2 separate regions of the Mus musculus genome follow, and region 1 is linked to region 2. A link is a loop called in an ENCODE intact Hi-C map of the cell type or tissue named here. Cell type or tissue: left cerebral cortex. All regions are shown on one strand.

The links. Peaks named below come from ENCODE experiments on the same cell type or tissue, not always from the same donor. Only the 100,000 strongest peaks of a DNase experiment are listed, where the experiment ranks them.
Region 1: a loop joins it to region 2, with 5 times the contacts of the local background. A loop is called at or near these places in 35 of 42 quality-filtered maps.

What each region holds. Positions count from the first base shown.
Region 1 is chr15:99,369,306-99,371,805 of GRCm38, forward strand. Fmnl3 (formin-like 3) reads right to left here and starts at 1,177. Exons shown (of 27, transcript NM_011711.2): 1 at 872-1,177. The coding sequence starts at 997. In left cerebral cortex, a CTCF peak has its summit at 1,290 (motif pointing left); a DNase peak (open chromatin) is centred at 1,239; H3K4me3 peaks cover 1,542 bases; H3K27ac peaks cover 793 bases.
Region 2 is chr15:99,315,889-99,318,388 of GRCm38, forward strand. Prpf40b (pre-mRNA processing factor 40B) reads left to right here. Exons shown (of 26, transcript NM_001370635.1): 23 at 1-12; 24 at 199-260; 25 at 355-492; 26 at 573-1,130. The coding sequence ends at 665. It overlaps Fmnl3 (formin-like 3), which reads right to left. Exons shown (of 27, transcript NM_011711.2): 27 at 1,324-2,484. Among named protein-coding and RNA genes, the nearest start is that of Prpf40b, 22 kb to the left of the region's middle. In left cerebral cortex, a CTCF peak has its summit at 1,171 (motif pointing right); DNase peaks (open chromatin) are centred at 1,180 and 1,626; H3K27ac peaks cover 1,478 bases.

The DNA.
Region 1 (2,500 bases), 53 kb after region 2:
ACAATACACCAGAATTATTACTATCTCCTAATAGCTCTTTGGGGGAAGAAGTGAAAGCTATTTCCCCAAGTTTTTCAGATTTATCTGTTAGCGTTATGTTCATTTTTTTTTTAAAGCTTCATGTTGAACATGGTCCAGCTTCCTCTCAGTGATACCTGCTACTAACCTCTCTATTCAGAGTCACTCACATCAACGTCCAAGCCCCAGGGCAAAGGAGAATCAGTTCGTCTTTAGAAACCATCCCTTTTGAAACCACAGAAGGACTACAAAGAACCACAAGCAACGGTACACGAACCAGTCACCAAAGTTTAACATGAAACGAGGGAGGATAAAAAACCAGGCGGGATGGTTTGTGTATTGTTTCAATTGGGGGGAAAAAACTGTCTAGTCAAATGGCTTATCCACATGTTCAGCCTAGGCAAATCCACTATAACTTAGCAGGATGCCTGCAGGCGGTCCTGAAATAAGTAGAATGGCATCGCTTCTTATCCCACCCCCCACCCCCATGGGCAGCCAGCCCCTTCTCCAATCCCCCCTTTTCCTCCCCGAAACATCTGGTCTGAACGCGAGACCCGCTCTCATGAAGGAGGAAAAATGCCTGATTTTGGCTGGGGACCCAACAGCTTCCGAAACCGTCCCACCAGCGAGGTCCCGGGAATGGAATTCCGGCAGCGGACCGGGAAGTCTGAGGGAAGTGGGGAGGGAGGAGTCTGGACCTCGGGCAGGTCCCGGGCTTGGGGACCCCTCCTCCCCGACCCCCGACGGGCCGCTCCGAGCTGCCGGCCGGGCCAGGCGTTGACGGGGCTGCGGGGGTGGGCGGGACCCGGCGGGGGCTGTGGGGGCGGCGGGAAGGCAGCAGCGCCGGTCTCACCAGCACTAGGGCGAATCTCTCTTCCAGCTCGCACGGCTCGGGCATCGGCGTCTTGCCGGGCGGCAGCAGCAGCGGGACGGAGGGCGGCTCGCCCGGGCCACCGTCGGTGCTCTCCAGGTTGCCCATCGCGGCGGGGCCTCCTCCGGGCCTCAGCCCTCCACCTCCTCGCCAGGGCCCTCAGCCGCTCCGACCTGGCTCCTCCCTCAGCGCCCGCTCCCCAGGCCCGATTCCTCCGCCCCTCAGGGGGCGCCTCGCAGTCCGGCGGGCGGCGGCGAAGCGCTCGACGCGCTGAAGCGCGCCTTATTCATGCAGGCCACGCCCACCGCCCACCGCCCCGCCCGCGCCTAACTGACAGCCGCGCCTCCCAATCACAGAGCCTCCCGCCCTCGGCGGCCTCGCGCCTGGCTGCGAGCGCGCCCTGGTGGCCCTTGGTGGGCATCCAATCGCTGTGTTTGTTGGAGGATGTAGCCACAGAGCGCGGACTGCAAAGTTAACTGGGAACACTAGGGAGACCACCATCTGTGACTCAGGTCTGTTCATTCCAGCACTGGAGAGGCTGCGGCTGAAGGACTGCTTGATTGGAGACCAGCCTGAGCTACATAGCAAGACTGTCTCAGAAAAAAAGCAACTTATCGTGAGAGCCATGTATATAACCCCGGAGAAGTCACACCACCACCTTCTGAGCTTTTGTCGACTGGAGGGAGAAATTTGCGCTTGAAAGAATGATTGAAATTAGCCGGGCGTGGTGGCGCACGCCTTTAATCCCAGCACTTGGGAGGCAGAGGCAGGTGGATTTCTGAGTTCGAGGCCAGCCTGGTCTACAAAGTGAGTTCCAGGACAGCCAGGACTATACAGAGAAACCCTGTCTCGAAAAACCAAAAAAAAAAAAAAAAAAAAAAAAGAATGATTGAAATTATTCCTGTGAGGGCTGGAGATGGCTCTGCTGTTAAGAGCAATGGCTGTCCCTCTGGAGGACCTGAGTTCCATTCCAAGCAACTACAGAGCTGCTCACAACTGTCTGTAACTCCCATTTCCAAAGGATCCGCGACACCTTCACACGTGTGATACGTAGGAAAAACACCTAGAAAATGCACGTTTTTAAAAAGGTGATTGCTGTGACCTAATGTCCATTTCGGCCTGGCTCACAGAGGATTTTATTATCCAAGGATGGTATCTCTTTTTCTGGAGCCTTACACAGACTTCTCCAGGTCTCAAGTTCCTGTACAATGCAAACAGTAAACCATACAAACAGCATATCAGAGAACAGAGGTTAGACTGTGGAAGTAAATGCCTTGGATTTGGTAGAAAGCGATCTGTTAGGTCCTTCCGCTGCTCACAGCCCTCCAGCTCTGATGGAACCGAAGACTGCTGGCTCACCACTAGACTCTGCTGCACGCCACACTGTGGCAATGCCTGCTTTCTGGAGAGGTCATGCATGCCCTTCCCTGGACTTGGCTTTAGGAAGGATGGGATTCCATCCAAAAGAGACTCGGGAGGGAGATATATTTGACACAGACATCCAGGGAGGGGAAAGGCTTCTTCCTGACAGACAGAGACAGGTGAAAGAGGCATTTAGAATAAGACCTTATCAACTGGTATGAAAATAGGAGAACAACTCTGCTCTGGCTT
Region 2 (2,500 bases):
TTCTTGGGTCAGGTAAGCAGTTTCTAGGAGCCCGGGAACTAGAGTGCTGGGATAGAGGCACAGCAAATCCCAGACCGCTGAGGGCTGACTGGGATGGGAGGGCCTCACTGTGGAGCAAGACTTCCTATCTCTGCCCAGGCAAGGAGCTGCCTTCTCCCGATGGGACTCAGCGTAGATTTTTTTTTTTAAACCCTATAGATCATGGTCTTCGGAAAACCAAGAAACCAAAAAAGAAAACCAAGAAAAGAAGACACAAGTCGGTGAGTGGAGGAGTCGTCTTGAGATTCTGCAGTCATGTCACCTGCCTCCCAGCTGTGCCGCTCAACTGCTGAGATGGGCTCTGAACTCTTACAGACCAGTCCTGACAGTGAGACGGACCCCGAAGACAAAGCTGGTAAGGAGAGTGAAGACAGAGAACAGGAACAGGACAGGGAACCCCGGCAGGCAGAGCTCCCTAACCGTTCCCCAGGCTTCGGAATCAAGAAGGAGAAGGTGAATGGGAGGACCTGGCTTTCGCCCCAGCCTGTGACACAGACTAGGGGGCTCAGGTAAGTCACACCTTTGCTCAACAGACAGGCTGGGACACGTCAGAAAGCGAGCTGAGTGAGGGGGAGCTGGAGAGGCGAAGGCGGACACTCCTACAGCAGCTGGACGACCACCAATGACCCCACGAGCTACTTTCTGCCTTGGACTTCGTGAGGCAGTGGCTCCAGGGTCGCCTCAGCATCTGCCTCAGACTCCTTCGTCTTGTCTGGTCTGTGTCCACTTTTCCTAAAGTAACCCACCCCCAACACACTACTGTTAGCACCTCTCAAGGTTGCTTTTGGTGTTCAAGGGTCCCCTAGTTCTCAGACTAGTGCAGTCCTTGCCCTCAGCCCCAGACCAGAGATGGGCAGTCTATACCACGGGGTGGGTGATGCCAGTAGATAGTGTGAGAAGGGGTCTCCAGGAAAGAGACAGGCTGCTTGGACACAGCCTGGGTGGCCGAGGGCAGGGTCCTCACCCTCTAGCATCAGTGCCTGCTCTTGCCTGACCTGGCCCTGGGGCTCCACCACTACTTCCTCTCCCCTGGGACCCGATGTATGTGTTCTGTTTTGTTTTTTAAATAATATTTATAACATGATCTACAACTCCTTTGTCCTCTTCATGTACTATCCACTGGGGACCAGCAGAGGGCACTCCAGTTCTGACAGCTTCCTCCCTGTGTTTAAAGCCCAGCCAGGCTTCCCCTGCCATCTAGGCTCATCACTCCTGAAATGGAGGAAAACACTTCCCACCCAAACTCATATCCTCATGGCCACTCTGACAAAGAGAAGACAGCTTGGTGCAAGACTTTGTTGAGAGGTCTGGGATTTATGTACAAGAAAGGAAAAGATACATATACAAAACAAAGTGCCCCTGCATTCCCTTCCAGGGTCAGAGCCCAGTAGGGAATTGAGCAAATAGTCTGTGAAGATCCTCTGTTGCCTGTTCCTGGGCCAGAGTCCACCTAGCTGAGGAAAGGTGAGATTGCGGCACATCCTTCCTCTAGCAGTCTTGGAGCTGGGACAGACAGTGCCTCTGCTCTTCAATCAGTGGGAAGACAGCAGGCAGGGTGGGGTCCAAGCCCTTCCTTGCATTGTTTGGAGCAGGAAGTGCCCATCCAGAGGGAGACCGCCAGGGGTCAGCTGCTCCCACTGCCACCCACTCTGCATGTTAAGTGTTAGCCCTTCTTTTTCCACTTTTGAAAGCCACAGGTCTTCCTCCACAATCCTTTGGTTTTAAGGAAGTGGAGCAGGAGGCAATGCAGGACAGCAGCTGGCTCAGGAAGCCAAGAAGATGGGTGCCAAGGTGGGTGGGACATGGGTCTAGGAGAGCAGAACAGCAACAAAAGAACCCTGAAGACGCAGGCAGCCAGTGGGCCTGCCATTGCTCCTCTGTCCCTTTTTACTAGGGCTCAGCAGAGTGGGCCCAGGCAAAGATTATCCAATATTGGCAGAGTCCAGGGATCCATTAGTGTGGATACTCTCTAAACCAGAGCTGACTGTGGGATTGCAAAGGCGGGGTGGGGGGACCCGTATTTCTTCTTGGATGTACTTCCTCCTCTAGGATCCCACTAGACCCTGGGAAGAGGGGGGCTGTGTACCCTCGTGTGCTGAAGCCGGAAGTGGTTTTTCCCAGCCCTGAACTGACCCTTCAGGAAATGAAGTTGAAGACTTGGGGCAAAGTGCACTATGGGGGGCACTAGGGAAATGTCAGACCCCTATAGACCTAGTGCCCACAGTGGCACAGGGACGAGCCAGCCTCAGCTGGAGCAGCAGGAGCTTGAACAACACAGCCTTCTGCTGGGCCCTGGGCCCACTGTCCAGATCTGCAGGACTCTGAGAATTAAGGTACTTCTGCCTCCAGGAGGATCTCAGTGGGGACCTGGAGCTCGAGGAGGGCCACTGGGTGGTACAGCACTCCTGACTTGACTGTGAACGACCATGCGTTGGTGGTTAAAGCCTGTGGGGAAAACAAG